Regions from separate parts of the Mus musculus genome. Here all the other regions are linked to region 2. A link is a loop called in an ENCODE intact Hi-C map of the cell type or tissue named here. Cell type or tissue: left cerebral cortex. All regions are shown on one strand.

Region 1 (8,000 bases), 210 kb before region 2:
AAAGTTGTCTGAATTTTTCATTTGTCATTTGTAAACATGAACTTTCATTAGAGGGCTCTGAGTAAGCTGCAGTTTCACCAAGTGAGTGATGACCCTTAGCAGTGAACCACTTAACCTCCCTGGACACATTATTGTTTAGACTCACTTAGGTACAAGAGAAACGATGTACCACTAGTACATTGTATGTCATGGGTTAGTTTATGTTTCTGATGTGTATCACAGAATCCAATCGCACACATATGGCCAGGTCTCAGAACCCTCAAGTCAAGAACTTATCTCTCAGGGCTCCCTCTATTCCTTTTATCTATAATTCGCTCACCATGCTAGCTATTTTCTTCTTACATTAACAGGCAATGATGGACTTTGTGTGCAATCCACGACAGGACTATAAATATACCACGAGATCCCAACCTCTCAGCAAGCATTCCGATGCTGACTTTCTTGGATCAAGGTCCAAGATTTCTATGCCTGCACTGTAGGTGACCTGCAGTAGATAGTGGCCTAACTAACAGGGATTACATCACATCAATCTTGATGGAGGGATCAGATGTGGGAGGAAGGCCTTGGAAGAGATCCATGGGTTCTGAAGATGAAAATAGGCATAAAAGCAAGAAACATGTTCATATATTAAACCATTTCCTGAGCAAACATTGATTTCATTACTTCTGGTGAGTTAAGTGAATTTATTTCTAATTAACTAATTAATCTTATGTATTGGATTGCGCTGTTTTCATGTGTATCTGCGCACCATGTGCCTGCATGATATCCTCAGATCCTCTGGGGCTGGAGATTGCTATGATCTGCATGGAGGTGCTAGGTATAGAACCTTGGTTATCTGGAAGAGCAGGCAATTCTCTTAACCATGGAGCCATCTCTCCAGTCTCAAGTCATTACATTTTGTAGGAAGTATGTTGTAGATATTTAATCTATGAGCTGTTAGTTTCCATTACTAATTGAATCTAGTTACTTAGAGAAATCAATTATTTTCTCAGACAACTATTCCCTGAAAAAAATATCTATTTACATTGATCTTTTCCCTAAGCAACTTGCAGTAGTAGTAAACACTTGCAAGGATGACTACATTTGGACTCTGTCTCTCTTTTGTCTGTGTGCATGAATGTGTGTGTGTGTGTGTGTGTGTGTGTGTGTGTGTGTGTGCGTTTGTATACATATGTGTGCATACCTTTTCAATCCTCAAACTTGTCACATGAGAAATGTGAGTATGCAAATTTGCCCAAAGAGTTTGAAAAATTGTTTAAGGTCAAGAGATTATAAGTGGTGGAGCTTGGATTAATGAAGATATAATGGAGATATATTTAAATTAAACATGTCAAATAATAACAGATTACATAAATGTGGTATAATGCCCTATAAATTGGAGGAGGTTTAAGGATGACATAAACTAATTTCATAAAAATTATAACATTAACACAGAGAGTTGCTACTGTTCCACTACCAGAAAAAATGGTTTTAAAAGTTCCCAATAACTTTTTGGTAGAGGTACTTAAAAATTAGACTACTTAGAGGTAATTATAAAAGGGTAGGGAGAAATAAGAAAATTTGGGCGGTATTCAGATGTGAGAGGGCAAAATTCCTCAGGACTGTGCCAGAGAGTAGATCCAGTAAGGACTGGCTTCTGAGTTTGTTCTTTTGGGAAATTCTACTAACGATTAATTCAGCCTGGACTCAAAACCCTGGGTCTTTCACAGCAGTAACATCCCAGTGGTCCCAAATCTGCAGTAACAGCATCCTCTGAGGGATCCAGCCTGAAGCTAATGTTTGATAATACATAGTGGGAACTGCTGCTGCCTGTCACAAAGTCACTATATGAAACACTGGCAGGAGGTGACTGTGCTGCCTAGAAAGACCTTATACAGTTCATGCAGTGATTTTGTTTTTGGGTGGAGTTCTTTTGTTTTTGTCATGATAAAGTCAGTCTTATTTATATTCTCAGAAAATATTATACATGCACAACACATTTTGTTCATATTTACCTTTTCACTCTTCCCTCTAACTCCTCCCAGATCCACTCCCATGACTGCCTTCCAACTTTATGTCTTTTTTTTCAAGTTCATCTAGTTCAATTAGGATAGCCTGTATATGCATAGGTATGGGGTCATCTACTGCAATACAATCAACCAACCAGGATGCATACTTCTAAAGAATCCTGACCCCTCTGATATAAATAAAGAATTTAAAGACATTCTAGAATTCACTGAAAATGAAAATGAAACATACTGAAACTTTAGGGGCACAATGAAAGCTGTGCTAAGAGGAAAATTCATATCCAAGTGCCTACATAAACCGTTTTGCAGAGGTCTCATACTAGCAAAGTAACAGCACACCTGAAACCTCTAGAACAAAAGAAGTAAGCACACCCAAGATGAATAGACAGAAAGAAATTATCAAACTGAGTGCTGAAATCAATAAAATACAGAGAACAATAAAAAGAGCCAGTGAAACAAAAGAGTTGGCTCTTTGAGAAAATCAACAAGATAGACAAACCTTTATCTAAACTAACTAAAAGGTAGAGAGAGAATATCCAAATTAACAAAATCAGAAAGGAATGGGGATATAACAACAGAGAATCATAAAGATATACTTTAAAAATCTGAACTCCATCAAACTGGAAAATCTAAAAGACATGAGTAACTTTATCAATAGTCACCATTTAACAAAGTTAAATCAAGATCAGGTAAACAATTTAAACAGGCCTATATTGCCTAAGAAAGAGAATGCAAATAGATCTATACTTATCACCCTGAACAAAATGTAAGCCCAAGTGAATCAAAGACCTCAACCTGAAGCCAGATACACTGAAGTTGATAGGAGAGAAAGTGGGATTTAGCCTTGAATGCATTGGAACAAGAACAACTTTCTGAATAGAACACTAAAATCTGCAATGAATAAATGGTATGTTATGAAAAACAAAAGTCTTCTGTAAGGCAAAAGTCACCATTAAAAAAAGACACATAACAAATGGCACTCTACTGAATAGGAAAAGATTTTCACCAACTTTGCATCTGTCAGAAGGCTAACTTTCAAAATGCATGAGAATAGTTAAGATAAATAACACTAGTGACAGCTTATGCTAGTAAGGATGTGGAACAAGGGAAACACTTTTATATTGCTGGTAGGAGTGCAAACTTGTATAGCCACTATGGAATCAATATGGTGGTTCCCCAGAAAATTTGGGAATTGATCTACCTCAAGATTCAGCTAAACTACTCTTGAGTATAGACCCAAAGGATGTCTCATCCTATCACAAAGACCCTTGCTCAACCATATTCATTGTGACTTTATTTATAATATCCAGAAAGTGGAAACAATCAAGATATCCCTCAATTGAAGAAAAGAAATAAAGAAAATGTGGTACATGTACACAAAGGAGTGTTACTCAGATAAACATGGTATATATTTGTTTATAAGTGGATATTAGGTATTAAGTAAACAATAGCCAAAATACAATCCAAGGACCCAGAGAGGATAGATAAAGATGAATGGCCTAAGGGCAACACATGGACTTCACTGGGAGACGGGATTAAAATAGGTTTTATGGGCAGACTATAAGCAACTGGGCATGGAAGCATGGGAATCAGGTATGCAGTGGGGGAGAGGGAGTGGAGGGAGAGATTTCAGAGAGAGATGGCTGGGATTGGTTGGCATTTGGGGGTTGTGTGGAAACCCAGTGAAGTGGAAACTTTCTGGAATGTATGAAGGTGATTCTAATGACTATGAGTAATGGGGGATATGGAGTCTCAACTGACCATCTTTTGTCACTAGGCAAGGCTTCAGGAGTGGGTTACATTCAATGGAGCTGTTGGCCTAGGTGGTCCATGGAAATCCCCAAACAACCCAGGCTGATGCTAAGTCAAAGGATTGCTGTCCACAAACTGACAATGGGCCCCATGGCTGAGGATAACATCCACACAATTCATTGAACTCAGAGAAATCAAGTTGGTGCCTACATGGAGCCTTTATCCCTAATCTCTAGTTAATTTGGGATAGGAAAGTACTCTGTAGTCTACCAAAAGAGAAATGTGGACTCCAACCCAACTACAGATTGTTGGCTGGCTTGGTCTGTGCAGGTCCTGTGCAGACAACCACAGCTGCTGTGTGTTCATGAGCACAGTGATTGTCCCTGCAGTCTGTACAGTGTTCATCTCACAGGTCTCAGAGCCTGTGTTGGAAAGGTCTTCATTTCCCATCATAACTTGGAGTCAGAACTGAATTCAGTTACATATCTGCCAGTAGGTGGCAGATCAATGAGTGATATCTAAGTCATTTAAACATGCATCTCAGGTTTCTGAGGAGTTTGGGGGGACCACTGACTAGGGAAAGGCATATTCTGTAATCAAGAGAATTTGATTTTGGTTCAAGCACCTTTACTTACAAGCAAGTGAATTCATTCTAGTCATAAAATAAGATGATCACAGAAGTCATTTAGTTTAGCTCAACTTACTCATTTTGATGATGGAATAAAAAAAAAAAATGAATGAACATGGTTAAGAACACGTGGCTACAGAATGCCAGTCTCCAGGTTTTCAGAATTCTCTGAAAAATTGCTCTTTCCATTGCTTCTTGTCAGTGCCCACTTTATCTCATTGTTCTCGTTTCCATAATAGATATAATGACATTTATGTTCCTACTTAAAATAGAACTTGCCTAAGATGAAAAGCACATCAATTAAACAGCATTTTTGTAGATTAAAATGTTGCAGATTATTCAATGCTATTATCTTCACCATTGATTTTATCATAACTTCTGTCCTGTATATTAAATATCCTCTGGGTATTGGATTTTAATGCCAGGAGGACCATTCCTTCCACAACCTCATTTTGGATGAGGACACCAAGGTCAAGGGAGACCTGTGTGACTTGCAGAAGGTCACAGGTAATCAAACAAGTCCTCCTGCATCGTGATTCCCTGAGGATTCACATCTCAGGGAGTGGCTCCCTTGAAATGCTTCTCTGAAATGTGGCTGAGGCTGCTGTCTACTTCCCATGTAATTTCCCCTCTGGTATTTGACACCACAAACGGAAGCACAAGGCCAGATGCTTAATAGCTCCTAAATGGAGCTGATGAATGATAAAATGACCTTTCCCCATCTCTTCTGTGGGTCACTGTGTCTCCTCCAAAGTCATTGATTTTTGTTGTGTTATTCCCTTATTTCCACACTGGGAATTACATAAATGATATGGAAACAGCAGACTACTTATGGGAAGCTGGAATATAACAGGTCTAGATTTTTTTTTCAGGAATTGGCAGCTAAATGATGATAATTGGTATACTTCTAGCAGAACAGAAAACTATAAAATATAAAGGGAAAGTTATTCTTGGTCATATTATCCGTTCTTTCTTTAAATGGTAGAATTTATTTCTCTCATATCATATACAATGTTTTATCATTGCAGAAAAAATTTAAAACTATTTCTCATTTCTATCTTTACCGAATGAATATTCCAGGTTCATTTTGTGTATTTTTCTACCTCAACCGTAAAGTCAGCTATGTCTCCAAGGAGCTCTGGTTATTTGGAGTGGAGAACAGGTTTAGAAACCAAGATTTGGCCTTTAAGTTTTGTCTTTGGCCAACAAAGCAAAAAAATAGATTATGTGTTTGTGTATCCATAAGCATGGCTATTATGCCTATATTAGAAATGACACAAGCTTTTCTTAGTGTCTACAGCTTTAAGTCCTTCCCACATAGATCACTGTAGCATTCTTGCTTGAATTTCCCACTCCAATAATGAGAAACTTGGCTGACACCATCTGCTATCCATTTATGTAATTGTTCAGTTCTTGATGATATATGTAGCAATGCTACAACTCTTAACTCAGTCAGTGCATTTTTATTTTATGTTATTTTTTCTGTTCATATTAGTAGTTAACACAACAATGGTGGCATGCATACCTAACACTAAACAGCAAAATTTGATCAACTTAACTTACATCCTGATAAACTTTGGAACACTTGAACTTCAGCTCTCCTCCCATCTTATTCATTACATGGCACTTTAATTCTCTGTGTATGCGTGTGTGTTCATAGGTATACATTACTGCATACTGTTTAGTTTATGTTTAAAGAGAATGTAGTTTTCTTCATTCTCCATTCTTTCTTAAATCCTGGCTTTTAATCTGAGATACCCTTTTCTTCGTTTGAATATATCTTTTAGCCTTTCCTTCAGTGAGAATCTTTTGATCATGAATTTCAACTGAAGCTTGTGTGAAAAGTTTTTATTTTGCCTCTCACTCTTCTTTGCAGATAATCTTCTTAGGTACAGAAACTTTGACTGCTATGAAGTTCCTTTCAGCTCTCTGAAAACAACTGCTTTCTATTTTGGCTTTGCTTGTTGTTACTGAATGAAGTCCATCCCCAGTTTACTTCCACCCATTGAGGGAGATCTATCTCTAGGTCCTTTTATACATGTCTTTTGGTTATTATTATTATTTCAGTATGGCCATGTCACATCTATTTCCACAACATGAATGTGTATATAAATATATGCATGTGGGCACACACTGGCACATACACTCACACACACACACACCCCTCCACACACAGAACTCTTCCTATTTATCCCGATGGATATTCTAAGCCTGTGGGGGTCAATTTCACATATTACGTCTAAGCATCTCAGCCATTACTGCCTTAAACACTGCCTTTGTTTCCTTTCCTGTCTCTTCTTCTTCAGCCATTCAGGTTATACTTCTCTGTGTTTGTGCTACTGTGCTGTGTCTGGGAAATGCCATTTTCTTTTTTAATCTCTTTCTGGATATGTCAAATTTGCTGTCCAGCATAAGCACTGAGTTCTTACATCCGTTTGTTTTGTCTTTTATATCCAGAAATTCTAAGTGCTTCTTTCAAATCTATTATAACAAGCTGTTTTTAGTGTCCTACTAACATTAAAAAATCCCTGCCCCATTTTGTTCAACTGTAGTAATCATGGTTATTTGATTAGTTTATAGTTGAACTGCCTGCTTCCTGCTTCTTCTTATTCTCCATGTCCATCTGGTTACCTGTGATCACAGCTTTGGGAAAATTATTTGACCAGACTCCCCTAGCTCAAGGATGAATGTGCTTTCTGGGTTCCCTACAGAGGGCTTTTCACTCGTATTTCTGGCCCATTTCAAGTGAGTCTTACCTGAGAGGAGGAGGAGGATAATAAGTAGTTTTTAGCGTATCACCCCAACCTTAATGCTCCTGGTCTCAAGGATAACTTGGGATGGAATTTCCCCCTCTACCTCCGCACAGCCAGATGATGGAGTCTAAGCAATTACCATTGGCAAATAGACCCAGGCACACACTCTGCTTACTACAATCGTGATTTATACAGCATACAATAATATTATATATTTTGGCATTTTTGTCTTAACATTATAGTTGTTTCCTTGTCCTATCAAAACTGTTTGTATTTTTATATTTTCAATCACATTAATAATGTGATCAACTTTTAACACAATTATAAACCATCAGTAAATTGTGATTACTCTTTTAGATGCCTCATGACAGAAAAAAAATGAAAATTTCAAAAGGGCACAATTAAAACTTCAACTTGCAAATGGAAAACAGAAAATTGGATTTAGTAATTATAATAGATGAATTACAAAAACAAGGGCATGTCAATCCCACTCAATGTAGCTAAGAAGTTAAATATTAATATTAAGAGGTGCCAATTAGTTGCTAGATTTTGATTTCTGGTTTACCTTCCTCTGGTGAGTGCTAATGTGTGTGTGTGTGTGTGTGTGTGTGTGTGTGTGTGTGTGTGTGTGTGTACCAGATAACAATATCAAGATTCATCTTAACAGACATTCACCTTATTTTCTTAGGGTCTTAGGTCCTTGGGTTTGCCAATTATGCTAGGTTTGCTGGCCACTGAGCCACAGGGACTCCCCTGTCTGCCTTTCCAGTGAGGGGATTACAAGTGTTTGACACTGTGAGTAGCTCTTTAAAATAGGTTTTCTGGGTTGAACTTTGGTCTTCATGCTTGAATGAAAAATAT
Region 2 (8,000 bases):
TATTCCATGGGGTATAAGCTATTCTGTTCTGAAAACTTGTTTCTAATTCAGCTGTTGACTTGATATGGAACTTATGTCATGTGATGGTAGAACCTCAGGTCCCCGCTGAAGATACTTACGGTGATGCTCAGTACCATGTGCTCCTAATGAAATGCACAGGAGAGCATCAGGGAGGCGGAACATGTATCTATACCACTAGCTTCTGAGTTTGCCTTTGATGTTTTAGGGAAGTGGTTCCCAGCCTGTGGGTCATGATCCTTGGGTTCAAACAACCCTTTCCTAGGGATTATCTAAGACCATTGGATAACGCAGACATTTACATTATGATTCATAACAGTAGCGAAACTACAGTTATGAAATAGCACTGAAGTAATCTTATGTTTTGGGGTCACCAAACTGTCTTAGAGGGCCTCAGCAGTTGGAAGGTTGAGGATTCACTGCTCTAGGGAAAGCAGCTGTTTTCAGAGAAGATTTGGGTTCAGTGATTCTCTGTCAAAGCCATGGTCACTTTGCAACTTTACATGGGTGGCTGACTGCTGGAGCATATGCACAGGTGGAAGGCATTTGTCTTTTAATGATCAAGGGTTTGCTGTGGCCGCTTTTGCTCTGAAATGACATTCACTTGTCAGGGCTTTTAAAGCACAGGTTTCCTGGCAGATCTGTAGCCTCATCTTAACCCTTTATTCCTCCCAGTAAGAGTTCCATCTAGCTTATGAAATATTCAGAGTGAACCTGAGTCTTTTTAAGATTTTTGTGTTGTTTTGTTTTTTTAAAATATAGTAGGGCACCAGAAAATGAAAGTTTAGTGATCTTATTCCTAGCACAACGGTCTCTTTGCTTTTCTGTGTTCGTCTTTGGTTTACTATGAAAACTCCTTCCAAGACCTTTCACATGGCTGCCCCACGAGTCTCTCTGAACCCACTTGTAAGGACTTCTTTCTCATGTGTAGGTTTTTCATTATCTCATCAGCTTAAGATTCTACCACCGAGGTAGCACACCTAGTTGGTCACTCACTGAAAACCTGTCCGTCTCAAGCAACCCCATACGTACTCTATGCAATTAGCTTCAAGATCTCAAGTCATTTGGTAAGCTTCTCTCTGAAGATTTCCACTGAGCTGGATGCCCTTCCCCGAGTGGGCTCATGACTCACATCAGCCCTATTAGCAAATGTGGATGGCTTTCTCTAATTAAATCTATTCTTTCATCTGAGCAGCATGGCATTTTCAGTCGTGCTATTATCTGATTCTGTGCTCATAATGACACTTGGCCTTCTATGTAGTTGATATTCAGGAAGACAGTGTGACAGCCCCAAAGTCAGTGCTGTGCTGTGCCTCCCATGGGGCTTGGGACCTACAATGGTGATGCTTGGAGATTATGTAGAGCCTCTAAGAAGTTGGGCTTAATGGGAGTTTTTAGGGCAGGGGGTATTATTTTAGAAAAGAGTTCTGGTTTGACTTTGTGAGACGATTTGCCAGAAAAGCCCAAGGCAGTCTTTTGTTTGCTCATGTTGAGATGTGAGATATGATCCTACAAGTTTCTGAAATTCTATGAGGTATTTTGTTTGTTTGTTTGTTTTGTTTTTAAGACAAGGTTTTATACTACATTCATACATAGCTTCAGGAATAGTCTTTGGTACTAGAGTACCAAAAGAATAAACACAGGACTGGCATATTCAGAAACAAAGAGAGCTGGGATCAGGTCCTCTGGGCTTCCTGCTGGAGAAACCTCAACATCCTGGGAGTTCAGCATATTTATTGTATAGAGTTGAACAGAGAAGGAGGTTAGTTCATATAACAGGACATGGAAGTGGGGTTATTATATACTGTCTTAGTTTGCATTTTATTGCTGTGAAAAGACACCATGACCAAGACAACTCTTATAAAGGTAAACATGTAATTGAAACAAAACAAACAACCTCAAAACATAAACATTTAAGGCAATAACCTGAAACTTCAAACTTCTCTCACAAATAATCAGCACTGTCAATGGAGCTCAGCATGAACTTCCTGTGACTTCCTGTGTGACTTTCAGCTGGACATGGTGGCCTAATCAGAGATCAGAAGAGCCACTTCCAAGATGTTGGACCAAATTAAAAGTTGATGCTGGTTTTGATTTGGGCATTCAATCAAATCTGGGCACTAGGAGATTGGTGTTTTCTTTCTACATAGCTCTCTCTCTCTCTCTCTCTCTCTCTCTCTCTCTCTCTCTCTCTCTCTCTCTCCCTCTGTGTGTGTGTGTGTGTTTGTGTGTGTGTGTGTGTGTGTGTGTATGTGTGTTTGTTTTGCCCAGACTCCCTGAAAGCCGAGTGGGAACTTCAAAGCAGAAGTAAGCCAGCAAGTAGCAAGGACTTTTTACAACTCGGTCTTATAAGTTATGCTGTATCCCTCATTCTGGACTCTATTCCTGAAAGAAGTTGCAAAGATCCATGTCAATCCACCTTTACCACTCACTGACTCACCTCTTCCAAGTTACAAGAAGTCACTGGAGTCCTTATCTGCAAAATAAACTCAATAATAGTATCTCCTTCCTAAGGCTATCTTGAAAGCTTTATAGGTATGCTTCCTATATAGTAAGCAAGTTAATTATTACCTCATCTCATCAGGTTTCTGTATTAACTGTTTTTACAAAATCCTATTCATTTCAAATTTGCAGGAGGAGGTGAAGATCTGAGAGGTCTCTGGCTTATCCACAGGACAGTCACAGAAACTGAGATTTACCTCATATCTTTTCTTAGTCCAAGCATGAGTCTGTAACTGACCCCGTTTCTGCCTTGACTGCTGTCACACCACAAGATAGAGACTAAGACCAGTAAACCAGAGCATATCAGGACTGAAGAGCATAATGAAAAGCTCAGGGTTTCCTCCAGGAGGGACAGTAGAGAGAGGACCTTTCTGTGACAGTCACATCATATGGAAGCTTAGGGAAAGAATGATAACAGGAAACTGAGGCGGGCCTATCAGATGAAGGTTGAAAACAGAGACAATTAAACAATTAAAAGGTGAGCTAGGTTTACATCAGGTGCTTTACAAACAGGACCATGGTGTCTTAAAGGCATTTTTAATTATAATTCCAGAAGAAGACTCTGAAATTCATACAAGAGAAACACGTTTCAGAAGGTCAACATCAAGTAACTTTGTCTACTAGTGAGGCTGGTGATCATCCATTGTATCAGCTAGGGGAGGGAGCTGAGGGGGATGAACGTGCCTTCTCACTGAATTGCCTTCTCCTCAACAGTTGTCAAGGATGCGGGTGGGAGGATGGGTGAAACGTCAAGCATCCATCACTAGCTAGCTGGGGGTCACTATCAAGAATGGTGGGTGATTGGCCACTAGGGTGTCCCAGAAGCCTGAGAGATACCTTCCTGAACTAATATTCATAGCTATGATGTAAAGTCACATCTATGACCCCATTCTGCCTAACATTTCTTGGCATTACAATTCCAGAGAGCATTTTGTAGTCTTCTGATGCTTAGATAAGCCGGTTCTTATAGCTGCCACACTCGCTGAGAGTTGGAGACAGCGAAGAACTACATTTAGTTCTATTTATAAAGTAGAATTTTTCTTCTCCTGGCTATTTTTAAAATGCATGTGACATCTCTATCAGCCATAGACATCTATGGATTGTTACACAAGATATATAAAAGCCAACCAAAATGTTAAGGGACTTTTTCCATTTCATTCCAGAGGAAAATACAGTTCAGAGACTGGGCAGCCTTAAGCCTAGGCTCCACTGACAAGCTTTCAGTTCAGTTGGCGATTGTCTCAATGGAAAATACAGCTGTCCCTTGTTTTCTACAGAAGATTGTCTCCAGGGATGAGTACTGAAACCAGAATCCATAGATGCTCAATTGCCCTGCATGAAAAAACATGGTATTTGCACATAACCATGCTCTTCCTCCTGGACAACTTAAATTATCTGCAGCTTATTTACAATATGAACATAATACAAACATGATGAAAATGGCTGTTGTATAGCATAGGTTAGGTTTATACATTATAAATTATATGGCTAGGAGAAGATGACAATTAAAATGTCCACTCATATTCAGTATAGGTACATTTTTTCCCAAATACTTTTTAATCTATGGTTGGTTGAATCTAGAGAGGAAGAACTTGTAGTTGTGGAGGGTTAACAATAATTTGGAACAGAATTTAAAGTAAGGGAAGAAGAGAGAGAGGATAATATTTCTTCTAACCTAATGGTAAGAGGCTATTTGTGGAGAGAAACATGCTTTAAAAATAGAGTCACCTGTTTCTACTGCATATTCTAATTCTGAAGTAAAAGGTGTCCCTTTGGATTTTCAAAGGGGAGGGGATAGGGGAAATGCTGGTTACCATAGGAATGAAATATGTTCTTCCAATCAGAGCATTGTGAATTCAAGTGAAAACTTGGGATGAAGAGAAGGTGAATTCTTCCAAGTGAACAATCTACTGTCCTTCAAAAATCTGCTACTCAACTTGAAAGAACGAAATGCTCAGTGATACATATGCATTTGAGAATGATGAATTTCACCATCCTTTTCATGTGCTTGTTAGATAGCCACTAGAGATATTGAGCTAATCTATTCAAAACTCACCTTCTACACTAATTTAAAGTTAATTTCCATCCTTTCACTCATGCTTCAGAAACGACTGGGGAACTGTGGTTTTTGAAGCCATGCATGAAAACCTTCTGATTATGTTTCTTTGAAATACCTGATGGCAAGACGTTAAGATTTAGAATTAGACAAGAAAACAGTTGGATCTACTCTACTACTGGATTGTCTGAAAGTAACTAGTCATTCAGGTTTCTGAGATAAAGCTAAAGCAATACAGATTCCCTAGGGTTAAATAGTATTCTGTGTTTAAAAGCTTGTAGATCCTGATCCATAGCAGGGCAAGCGTTTTTTGTAGCTGTCACATTTGGTCTGGATGCTAGGCTTCTTATCTTCTCAATTTGATTAGCATTGCATATTCAGAGATTAAATCTCCTGAATTTGAATTACACACACCATTAGATATCAAATTACAATAATGTTAACATGCACACACACCCAAAATTTAAGATGAAAGTTTATGCTTTCTTTAACAAAAGGTCCCAGTATGTGGAGCACAAGACTAGTGATGGCATCAGGTGACCAGGCTTGCATGCAATGAATACAGAGCAGCTGTGAGTAGGCAGCTGGAACCTGAACCACTGGTGGGGCCACTCTTACTTCTTGCCTAGTGGGACACTTTTATTTCCCTATTTTCTATTTAACTGAAGCAAATAAGTACATATTTCAACCGAAAATAATTTATCAACAAGGCACCAGAACCTTTACTTGTTCTGCTTATTAATGTTACAGGTGCTTATGGAGCCGCCTAACCAGTATTTCCCATTCCTATTTGAAGCTTTGGTTTTTTCATCAGAATAAATAAGGATTGGAGCTGCACTGATGCCGCTCTCCGAGTCCCATTAGGTAACTAAGCTGTGTGTTACTGTGCGTTATAATCTAGATCTGAAATGTCCCTCACAACATGTTTTGAAAGCGTGTTCCCTATCTGGTAGCATGAGTTGTGATTCCATGGAACATTCAGTAGTTGGGATCTAACTACAGGAAGTAGTTACTTGGGGTGGGATTTTGAAGGCAATGTCTGACCTAGGTTCCACTGTGCTCATGGGTCTCCAGGTTGCATTCTGCTGATGGGTCCACCATGATATGACGAACCTCAGCAGCACACACTCACTCTGATGAAAGTAGGCTGTCCTGATAGGCTTTTTTTCTCCACTTTTTTTCTCCTTGGAGCAATCCGTCTGAAACTGTGAGCTGAAGTCAATCTTTCCTCCCTTGTTTCTGTCAGGTACTGGGCCATCGAGCGGAAGTTAACTCACTCAAAAATGTAGTAGTAGCATGTGGCTCTTCATGATGGTCAGTTTGTGAATTTCAACACTGGCCTTAGCAATTCATTTGAAATTTCAAGTTCATCAGAATGACTTTCTAGTCTCTTTATAACTGTCATCTGATGATAGGCTACTTTATATAATAATACACTTCTAGTCTTTGTTTTTCTCATGAGGAAGGAATAAGAAATGATAATTCTAAGGTATGTTCAGTAGGAACAGACAAACCACTAACTAAGACTTGGAAATAATAAGAAAAGTACTGAAGTTTTATGATTATAAATAAATTTCAATTTTTTTCACAGCTTGGGATAGAATGTAAACCCTTTTGCCTGCCAGGCAAGTGTTACAGGACTAGGCTACACCGTGGAGCTCTAAGTTAAATAGTCAATAATGAGGTTCAATATGCAGAGTATTGTTCCCATATTCATCCACAGATACGTGTAAACACCCTTATTTTATTATTATTTTAAATAATTATTTTATAATTAAAATATATTATTTCCCTTTCTGTTTCCTTTATCTAAACCTCCCATATACCCCACTTTCTTTCTCAAATTCATAGCATCTTTTCCTTTAACTGGTGTGTGTGTGTGTGTGTGTGTGTGTGTGTGTGTGTGTGAGAGAGAGAGACTGGATAACCAATTAGAGGGACCCTTCTCTGGAAGATTATTTCTCATGCTCTCAGCATTCCTTAGTAGCCCATAGTTCTTTGTCTAGAGCTGAGGCCCTATGACGTTTCCCCTCTTTGGTGGGGCTGTGTGTGTTCATATTCAGTCAGGCAGTATGAAGAGGTAACGTCATGGCTGTAGCTTCTCTGGCATTTCTTGGAGTTGAACTCTCCTATTCCTGTCTCTTACAATCCTGCTGCCCCCTCACAGGGGTTCCTGAGCCTGAGGAGCTGAAGTTGTGTTGTAGATGCCTCAGTTAGGGCCCACAAAGCACAATCATTCATTCTTAGTTAGGGCTGGGCCACACAGAATCATTTTATCTGCATTTTGATCACTTATGGCTTTCTGTAGTATTCGTCATCTGTTGTGAAAAGGCATTTCTAAGTGAATTTAAGGCTTATTCAACAAGAGCAACATCATGTCTGGTACTGGAGACTTAGCCAACTATGTGGGGCTGGTGAAGTCATGGATCTTTGAGGGAAACCTACAATGCCCACTTTATTAACCCAATGTAATTATTATTTATGGTTAGAAATAATTAATTAATTATAAAGATAAATTAAATATTTATTTTTATATCTACAGATAAGTATAGCTCTTACTCCCCAGCTTAATTTTGACCTTGCTCTCTTCATCTCTAAAGCATGTGTAATTTCTTCTTTATAAAAAAGCTGTCTTTTGGCTGAAAATGTAGCTGAGGAAGGCTTAGTAGCTGCACTGTTAACTGAAGGCCTCAGACTTCCTCCATTCTTATCTGCTATGCAAAAAGCCAAGAGTTCAATCTCTAGCACTCCCAAAATCTGACATTAAGGTACCCAACTGCAATTCCTTCACTTAGGAAGTAGAGCCTAGAAGATAAGGAGTTAACAAGCCATCCACACCAACACAGTGAATTTGAGGCTAGGCTTGGCTATGTGGGATTCTGTGTTGAAACAAAATCACACCCTGGATATTGAAACATTCTGAAAACACACACACACACAAAAATACGGCTGCAAAATAAATGAAAAAATATTAGGACAAAGAAAATATGATATTCATTTATTTTATTATGTTACCACTATGTAGCCCTACCTGCCCTGCAACTTGTTAGGAAAAGTATTGGTTCAGAAACCCTTTAACCAAATTCTCAACACAAAGGCTACCTGCTTGCAGAGGAAGATAGGGCAAAGAGTAATAGACAGAGACAGCAGATAGGGCATGAGGGAGAAGGGAAGAGAACAAAGGAAAGGGGTTGGGGGTTCTGTCCTGGAGGGAAAAAGACTACCTCTGGATAGAGGAGACAGATGTGGCACATAAGAAAATGGCAGTTTATACAAGTACAAGGGGATAATTTTTGTTAGGATGAGGTGTTTAATTTTAATTTGGCATATTAAGTAGGACAGCCAAAGGGGGCTTTTGATTGCTAGACATCAACACTTTGGTAGCTGAACCTTGGTAGTGAACCTCGGGAAAAGGAAGTGGCCA
Region 3 (8,000 bases), 160 kb after region 2:
AAGGAAAATACCCAATTGATAAATAACATTTCCCCAAACTTGATGGGTATTTTTCCTTCAAATAGTGACAGTCAGTAAGAAGGAAAAAACCCAATCCTTTGAATGAGAAAATTTGCAATCATATATATTTGATGAGACTTAGTTTTTATATATACAGATTCCTTTATATCTTGCTTATTCGGGGGTATAGAGGTGAGGGGGTGAGGGGGTTTTGTGATGTGTATGAATACATATTAGTTTGTGAATGTGGGAACCCAGATGTGGAGGTCAGTTTACCTTGGGTGCCAGCCCATTTCTTCCACTTTGTTCAAGATAGTATCTTCTATTGTTCACCACTGTATATACCAGGATAACCAACCTGGTGTTTCAGGGATTCTCCTGTCTCTGCCTCCTATCCATGTAGGAATACTAGCATCAGATGCACACTGCCACTTCTGCCTCAGGTGAGTTCTGGAGATCTGAACTCAGGTCCACACAGCTTGCACACCAAGCGCATTACCCACTGAACCAAACCCTCAGCCCATCTTAAAAATGGGAAAAGGATTTGAATAGGCATGGGAAATACTAGAAAGTCCATGAAAAGAGCCAGAACTCACACAGAGCTGTAAACAGCTAATATCAATATGCTCACTTTAGAATGTATGGTGGCACCTTCTTAAATGACTTAGCACCTACCCTTTTATCTATCCAAGCCTATGTACTTACCCAAGAGGAAAATATGCAATCAGCTGAGAATTTCGAATTCATGCTCATAGCATTAGCTCATCAGTTGGTGAATAGATACAGAAGAGAGGACATGGCTTGATGATTGACTATTTTACAGTAATAAAAATGAAACATTAATGCAGAATACAAGATGGGTCAATCTTCAAAATGGTATGCCGAGTGAAAGAAACTAGCCTTAAAGGACCACATGTGATTAACTTCCAATTACAAGAAGTGTCCTGAAAAGGCAAATCTATAAACACAGGAAGCAAATAGGCAGCTGCCAAGGCCTGAGTGACAGGAGTGAGCAATGAGGAATGACCGCTAATGGGTAGAGTTCCCTCCCATGGGATGGAAATATTCCAAAGTTAGATTGTGGTCATAATTGCACAGTTTTATAAACATGTTTAAAAACCAATGCAGTTCTACACTTTAAAATTGTCTGAAATTTTGTAGTATGTAAATTATACGCCAACAAAGCTGTTCACGGTTTTTGTAAGATCCCATGAAGATCGTTTGGCATCTGCTAATTAAAGTGGTTTTCTGTTTCTTTTCACATTCTGCCTTTTATCTTCTTACCATTCCCACCTTTTGGTGAGGCTACTGCACCAGTTCAATCCTTCCCATCCCATTATTTTCTAATAATGTAATGTTGACTACTAATGAGTACGTGTAGGACTGGGCATATAGCTCAAGTGGTAGAGTGTTTGTTTGACACGCACAAAGTTCTAGGTTGAATCTTATGCCCTGCATAAAACTAGGCACAGTAGTCCATGCTGTAATTCCATCAGTTGCGAGCTAAGGCAGGAGCATCAGGAGTTCCAGGTCAGTCTCAACTACATAGCTAATTTGGGGTCAACTTGAACTACATAAAGTCCAGTTTCAAATTCAACATAAAAATAAACGTGTACACTTAGAAATAAAAATGTGTATGTTTCGTCAAATTGCAAATAAATGCTTCCTTGCCCTTGAGGATCTGCTGTCCCACCCCCTAGATGTATCTGTTGTCCATGGTTTCATAGGGATCTCTTCAGATCGCAGTGGTACACACACAGCCTATTTTCTGTGCTTCTGTATACTTGGGGCTACACATTGTCCTATACCATACTTGTCTTAGGGAGTGCTGCATTTGGAAGCTATTTTCATATATGCACGTATGCACCAATCAAGCCTACTGAATAGTGTAGCATCTGTTGATATTTCTGCTATAATCATATTTATATTTAGGCTCTCTCCCCACATGTATGGTTTCATTTCATATAAAAATAAACAGCTCCATGTAGTAGTTACTAAGAAATCAGGCATGAAAAGTCATATGACTCATTTTGGATGTTAATAAATGTAATGAAATAGCCCTACAGAATAATGTGAGATTGTATCCTCTGAGGGTATGAGAACTATTGTATATTTGAGAGCCTCTTTGGGGCTAGGTCAGATTGTACCCTAATTGTACCCTCTCTTACACCACAGGCTCAAGTTTAAGCAACGTGCCTAAGACATGTGGATGCATGCTCTTAATACAAAGATGATTGTTCTGCAGCTTTCCCAGACTCACGACACAGATACCATTGATATGCAAATAGCCTATTACAGCCCTGTCCAAAATAGAGCCACATAAACTCTCGTTCTAACTTTGCGGCTCTGACTGAGGGTCCAGCTATCCTTTTGTATTCCTGCTTAACCTTGAGGGAAGTCACTCCACTTCTGACAGCTCCTGTCACCATACTGACTTAAGCAGCTGGTGCGGATAATGGTGACAGAAGGTGGTGTCAGCCACGTGGGAGACTCAAAGTATTTGTGCCACAGGAAGGGCTGGAGAGTGGAAAATAGTAATTGGGTGTTTGAGAATTGATAGGGAACCACTAAGAACAAAATGCGATTGTCAGCATCTTTGGCTTCCTTGAAGATGCTCTGATGTAAGAGGGGTGTGGTTTGACTTTGAGACAGGTATCACCACTCCTTTGGCTCTTCTTCTTCTTCTTCTTTTTCTTTTTCTTCTTCTTCTTCTTCTTCTTCTTCTTCTTCTTCTTCTTCTTCTTCTTCTTCTTCTTCTTCTTCTTCTTCTTCTTCTTCTTCTTCTTCTTCTTCTTCTTCTCCTTCTCTTGTTTCATGGTTTGTAAACCTAAAACTCTGATCAAAGATGAAGCTTTATTCACTTCTGATGCTAAAATTTCTAATAAGCAACTTGAAAATTTAGGGTCAATTGTAGTTAAGAGAAATAAACACCATTTTAATGAGGATAATTTTGGTTCTGGTTCATATATGAGGCTTAGCTGACTCTGTATATATTCCTTAGTATAGATTTAAATTTCTTTCTCCCTGAGCTTAACCATATTTGACTTTAAAAAATTTAGAACAGCATTTTAAGAATTAGTCCTTTGATCTTAAACTTTGTGTACTTTTTATGCCTTTAAAATGAAAATAAAAATTATTTGTGGAATAATTAAGCTGTGTCCAGTGGAATAATTATGCCCCCTCCCAAGGGATGAAAAACAGGGCTGGGGGATTTGAAGCAGCCTTAAGAATATAATTCTGTGCTATAGGGCTACAAAAATCCTGCCTGATTTGTAAATTTGCGTTTCCATGGTAACATGAGAGTGTAGTTAAATAATCCTCACTTGTCTAGGACTGAATTCCAGCAACTCTTCCTAAACCTTCATCCTATTCTAATCCCACAGCTGTTGCCATGGAAATGATCAGATAAGATTCAGTCCTGGAGGCAGATGGGCCTGCAGTGGGAGCTAAGTCCTGGCCTATATATTGGTTCCGTTTGGTTTTTCTCCCAATCTTTGCTTTGCAGCAACCGGTCTCCACACACGAGAGGTTAATTTAACAGGAAGTCCTGACAACCAGGCTGTGTGCTTGAGCATCTGGTGCAAATGAGGAAAAGTCAGTTCCAAAACACTGCTGAGGAACGAAAACTCGGTGATGCCTCCAGTCTCCTTGTTTCTGGACACTTAGAGTAAAAACAACAGCAGAGGCCTCACCGAAATCCTACACACACAGATGGTCCCCAGGGCCAAGAAGAATGGGTTGCACCAGGCCACCCCACCCTGTACTTTGCCAGCAGAGGTGGCAGCATTCCTGGGCCTTTGCTAGGTGCCCCCAGGACTCTTGCCTGCTGCATCAGCAATGTCCTGACAGGGTTTTTCCATGCTTCAGTCAACATCCCTTTTCCAAGGGCATTCTTGTACATAGAAGCATAGGAAAATCTAAAGTTTAAAACATTGCTTCTAAACCAGATTCAGTCGAAGCTGGTCTGGGATTAGGCTGGTGAGAAGCCAGACTTCATCTCTCTCCTGGGAGCATGTGTGACATCATTGATCATGAAGTCTTTCTCCAGAAACTTCATTAGCCTGAAAGTCAGTTCGCCTTTCAGCGAGGCAGTGAGGCAGATTTCCTGCAAGGGGTGGCCCTGGTATGTCACAAGAACAAGAGAAACTTAACTGGGAAACACAGAGCTGGGAGAAGTGGAAGGAGATTGGAGGATCTCTAGATATGAGTTAGTATGAGCAGTTTCGCCAGAAGAGGCTGAGGTTGGGGTTTCCATGCCTTTCAGTTTCTCTATGGGTAACACCTTATCCTGCCTTTAATTTAATGATGGATGAAGGAGTCTCAGCCATCTTTTGTTGTTGTTGTTGCTCTTTCCCTGGACGGGATCAGTTTAGTTCTTATTAGCTATGCCCTTTTGGAAGCGTCATTCATATATCCTACATGCTGGCATCATCGTTTAGATGAAATAAGGCATTCAATAAATATCTGTTTAATTCTAGCACTGATGGAGGAGGGGTGTCCCAAGGCCCAACCCTATCTGAGGAGCTATTGGTTGCTGGGAAAACGGGAGCCTTTTCCTCAATGATCAGTCCATTGGTAAGTTGGATAACTATACTCCTGCAAACCACCATGACTAAGCTCAGCTGGTCTTTAAAAATTATATGGAAGTGGGAGGGGAACAGGGAAGAAGGAGGGATGCAGAAGGAGTAAGGAGTTAATAAAAGGACGATAGGGGGATAATATGACCAGAATATGTTCTATGTGTGTGTCGTATTAAATTGTCAACAGTAAGATTAAAAATAATCACCTGTTGAATTTATGAATGGATTATGTGATTTGAGACTGGATTTCAGAGTCCCATGAATATCAAGCAATCAAATCAGAATTGTCTTATTCTTGGGGTTTCTCTCACCATAGTTACAGTGACAACTTTTAGAACCTGTGTATAATGCTTTCTCTGGGAAAATTGTTATATTTTTGGTGGCAAATGTTATGATCTTCAATGACATGGTGCATAATTTCATTTTCTCAACTTTCATAAGTTTTCTGACACTAGAAACAGCTAAGTATTGCTGAGTTGAGCATTCACAATCCCTTGAGAGAATATAGTCCCAGATGGGACCTAGCCCTGTGCATCTTCAGTCAGATCAGCTGGGCTCCCAATATTCATGGGTCCTCTTCACAACATCTCTGAGATTCACCCTCTCCCAAGTGACCATCATCTTTCCCTTAAGCCAGATGCCTGTGAATTGGTGTCCCTGGCTTCTTTTTAGCCTGGTCCAGTGCTTGAAGCAGTACAATACTTTAAAAATCTCTATCTGATCCTGTCACTCTCTTTTACAACTTTCCAATGACTCGCTTCTATCCCTGGAATAAAGTCCAAATCCTTTTCCAGGTCTCTACAATCAGCAGACAGCAGTACATCCCAGAGTTCCTCTGTATTCTTCATGCCCTTGACATCATGCCTTGGTCCCCAGAGTGCACACATGATTAGAGGGCTTCAGCCTCTTCTTGCTCTAGGCTGATGCTATGCACTCTCTAGCTCTGAGCTCTGAGCTGCAATGTTGTTTCCCAGTATAAGCCTTCCCTGTGTTCCACACTCGCTGTAATTCCCTATTGTAAGCTCTGCTTGCACAGTGCCCGCACATTTAGAGGGATTCATCACAGTTGTTGCCACACAGAACACACAGAATGCTTCCATTAGTCTCATCTGGAATGTACATTCTCCAGGAAAAATATGGAACTTCTCTTATGCAAAGTATAGATCAGTGAAAATAATGTCAATGAAAATACTGTCTTTGAAAGTAAGTGGTCATTGCAAGGATCACTGATGGTCAAGGTCATATGTGGAAGAAGAAGCACTTTCAGGTTCCGTTCAAATATTAAGTACTTACGTGTGCCATAAATATGTATCAAAGTATTACTGGAATCACACTACACACATTTTCTAAGTTATATAAGATCAAGTATATGTATGTGCCTAACCCTCCTCCAAAGTAGGTCTCACATGCCAAGTTTTATACTTTAAGAATGCTTCATTCATAAGATTTAACTATTCTGTCTCTTCAGTCTGGTAGGGTTCTACAGGTATCTTTCTGCAGTGAAACAGTAATGACAGCTATTTGTCTTGGGTCATGGATTCTTCTCAGGCCAATTACTTTCCCCTTGCTCAGTTGAACCAAAGATGTTTGGCCTCAGAATCAATGGGGGAGGGGAGCTGTGGAGAGTATAGCAGGTACACAGAGTGAGTTGCAGTACAGAGTCAACAAGGGCTCAGCCAGTCCCTATGGAACTCTAGAGCTGGGTGGACCTCCAGGGTTTTTGTGCATTGAAGGGATGGGGCTAGCCACTGAATACCTGCATTAGCTAGGGTTATTACATGAAAGCTCTCCCAGGAATAGGTATGCTTTTGGGTGAGGCAGTTTTTCTAATGTGAAGGCAGTTCAGGGAACACATTCAGTGTGAATAATGAACAGGAAACACACAGCTAAAGGTTGAATGTCTCTGACTTGGGCAGAGCACTACAGTACCCACCACAAGGAAAGTGAACTTAGTATTTCCTGTATTCCTTCTTTCTTGTCTTCTCCTGTCCTTTTCTCTTTAGTTGAAGAAATTTTCTATTAATAGTATTATTATTATTATTATTATTATTATTATTATTTATATAGCAATGATTTTGCCCACCTCCTACCTGGCCCTCTTTAGTTCAACTCTATTAACATAAAGCAGTGGGTTGTGGGGAAGACGAGAAGATGCCAGGTGTGTTTTGTTTCACAGACCTCTATCATTTTCATTCCCATCAGGTTCTGATGAGTTGGTAAATGCAAGAAGAGATGGTCTTCCCCTCCAAGGATTAAGTGCATCTCCTGAGGATAAGAACAGAAACACTCATTCTCATTTTGAGATGGAGAGGAATAATAAGTGTTGGTGAGTGTGAGGCAGGATCCCAAAAGCTTTTGATCCCTTTTGGCCATTCTTTTGGAATAAACCATTTATTGCAGGTTGAATATGGAAAATGGCTTGCAGAGGGATTTCCAGACCTTCCTAAAGTTTCAAAGATTCTATCTCAGGCCAGACAGAGCAGCTGGAGCTAAGGTTGGGTAGAGTCAGGAGATATCTAACAAGCAAGTCTGCTCCCCATGTCTCCCTCAAGAGCCCAGGTGCTCCCTGAATTAGATTTAGGCTAACTAAGTGCCAGTACTTTCGGTCATGGTAGTTTCTCCAAATTTGTGCACCTCTCACATGCACTAGACAGACGCAGTTATTTATGTATACATACCTTGTTGCATACTTTCTTGCTGTGTAGTCTCACACTGCTCTCTATTTTCCTGGGGCTCTGTGCCCCCTTCCCATCCCTCCTCCTTTCTCTGCCCTTCTAGTGTAGCAGCATGGTGCTATCCCAGGGGGAATGTCCCTCGATATGAAGGGAAAGTGGTGCAAGCATGCTTTTCCCACTTGCCTCTGCCTCTTCAAACACAATCCCTAACCAAGGCCCAGAGCAATTTGTTGTCCAAGCTCTTGTTTTGTGCACATGCTACCTTAGTTCAGAGCTCTTACATTTCCCCCAAAGAAACTGTTAAAACCATGTCACATTTCTGGAACGCCTTTCCCTTTGGAACCAGTGTGACTAAAGTCTCTCTCTCTCTCTCTCTCTCTCTCTCTCTCTCTCTCTCTCTCTGACTAACATTGCTATTTTGGTATCTGGACAGAATCTAGAATCACATAAAAAATTAGGCAAACTTTCTGGAAATAAGTCAGTTGATGGATATTTATTATTTATTTATTTATTTATTTATTTATTTATTTATTTATTTATGATTCATGATGCACAGTCTCCTGTCATTCAGAAAGAAAATCTAGTCATTTACTTGTGTCCCAAATGTCTCCATTAAAACCTGACAGCAGAGAACCCACAGTGGGTTCAATCACCACTCCACACTACGACACTGAATACCTGCCTGCCAAGTGAACATCAGCTCTGTGCTTCCTGCCCAAGGCATGGAGATAGAAGACGAGCTGGA

What was found. Peaks named below come from ENCODE experiments on the same cell type or tissue, not always from the same donor. Only the 100,000 strongest peaks of a DNase experiment are listed, where the experiment ranks them.
Region 1: a loop joins it to region 2, with 2.1 times the contacts of the local background. A loop is called at or near these places in 3 of 42 quality-filtered maps.
Region 3: it touches region 2 in a loop (2.1-fold over the local background); 2 of 42 quality-filtered maps call a loop at or near these places.

The regions. Positions count from the first base shown.
Region 1 is chr7:75,078,111-75,086,110 of GRCm38, reverse strand. No RefSeq gene overlaps it. Among named protein-coding and RNA genes, the nearest start is that of 4930533N22Rik, 52 kb to the right of the region's middle. In left cerebral cortex, a CTCF peak has its summit at 4,249 (motif pointing right); a DNase peak (open chromatin) is centred at 5,752.
Region 2 is chr7:74,864,955-74,872,954 of GRCm38, reverse strand. No RefSeq gene overlaps it. Among named protein-coding and RNA genes, the nearest start is that of 0610006L08Rik, 15 kb to the right of the region's middle. In left cerebral cortex, a CTCF peak has its summit at 3,325; DNase peaks (open chromatin) are centred at 3,288, 3,485 and 3,724; H3K27ac peaks cover 287 bases.
Region 3 is chr7:74,704,630-74,712,629 of GRCm38, reverse strand. No RefSeq gene overlaps it. Among named protein-coding and RNA genes, the nearest start is that of Gm30459, 57 kb to the left of the region's middle. In left cerebral cortex, no CTCF peak of the experiment used is centred here; a DNase peak (open chromatin) is centred at 3,461; H3K27ac peaks cover 648 bases.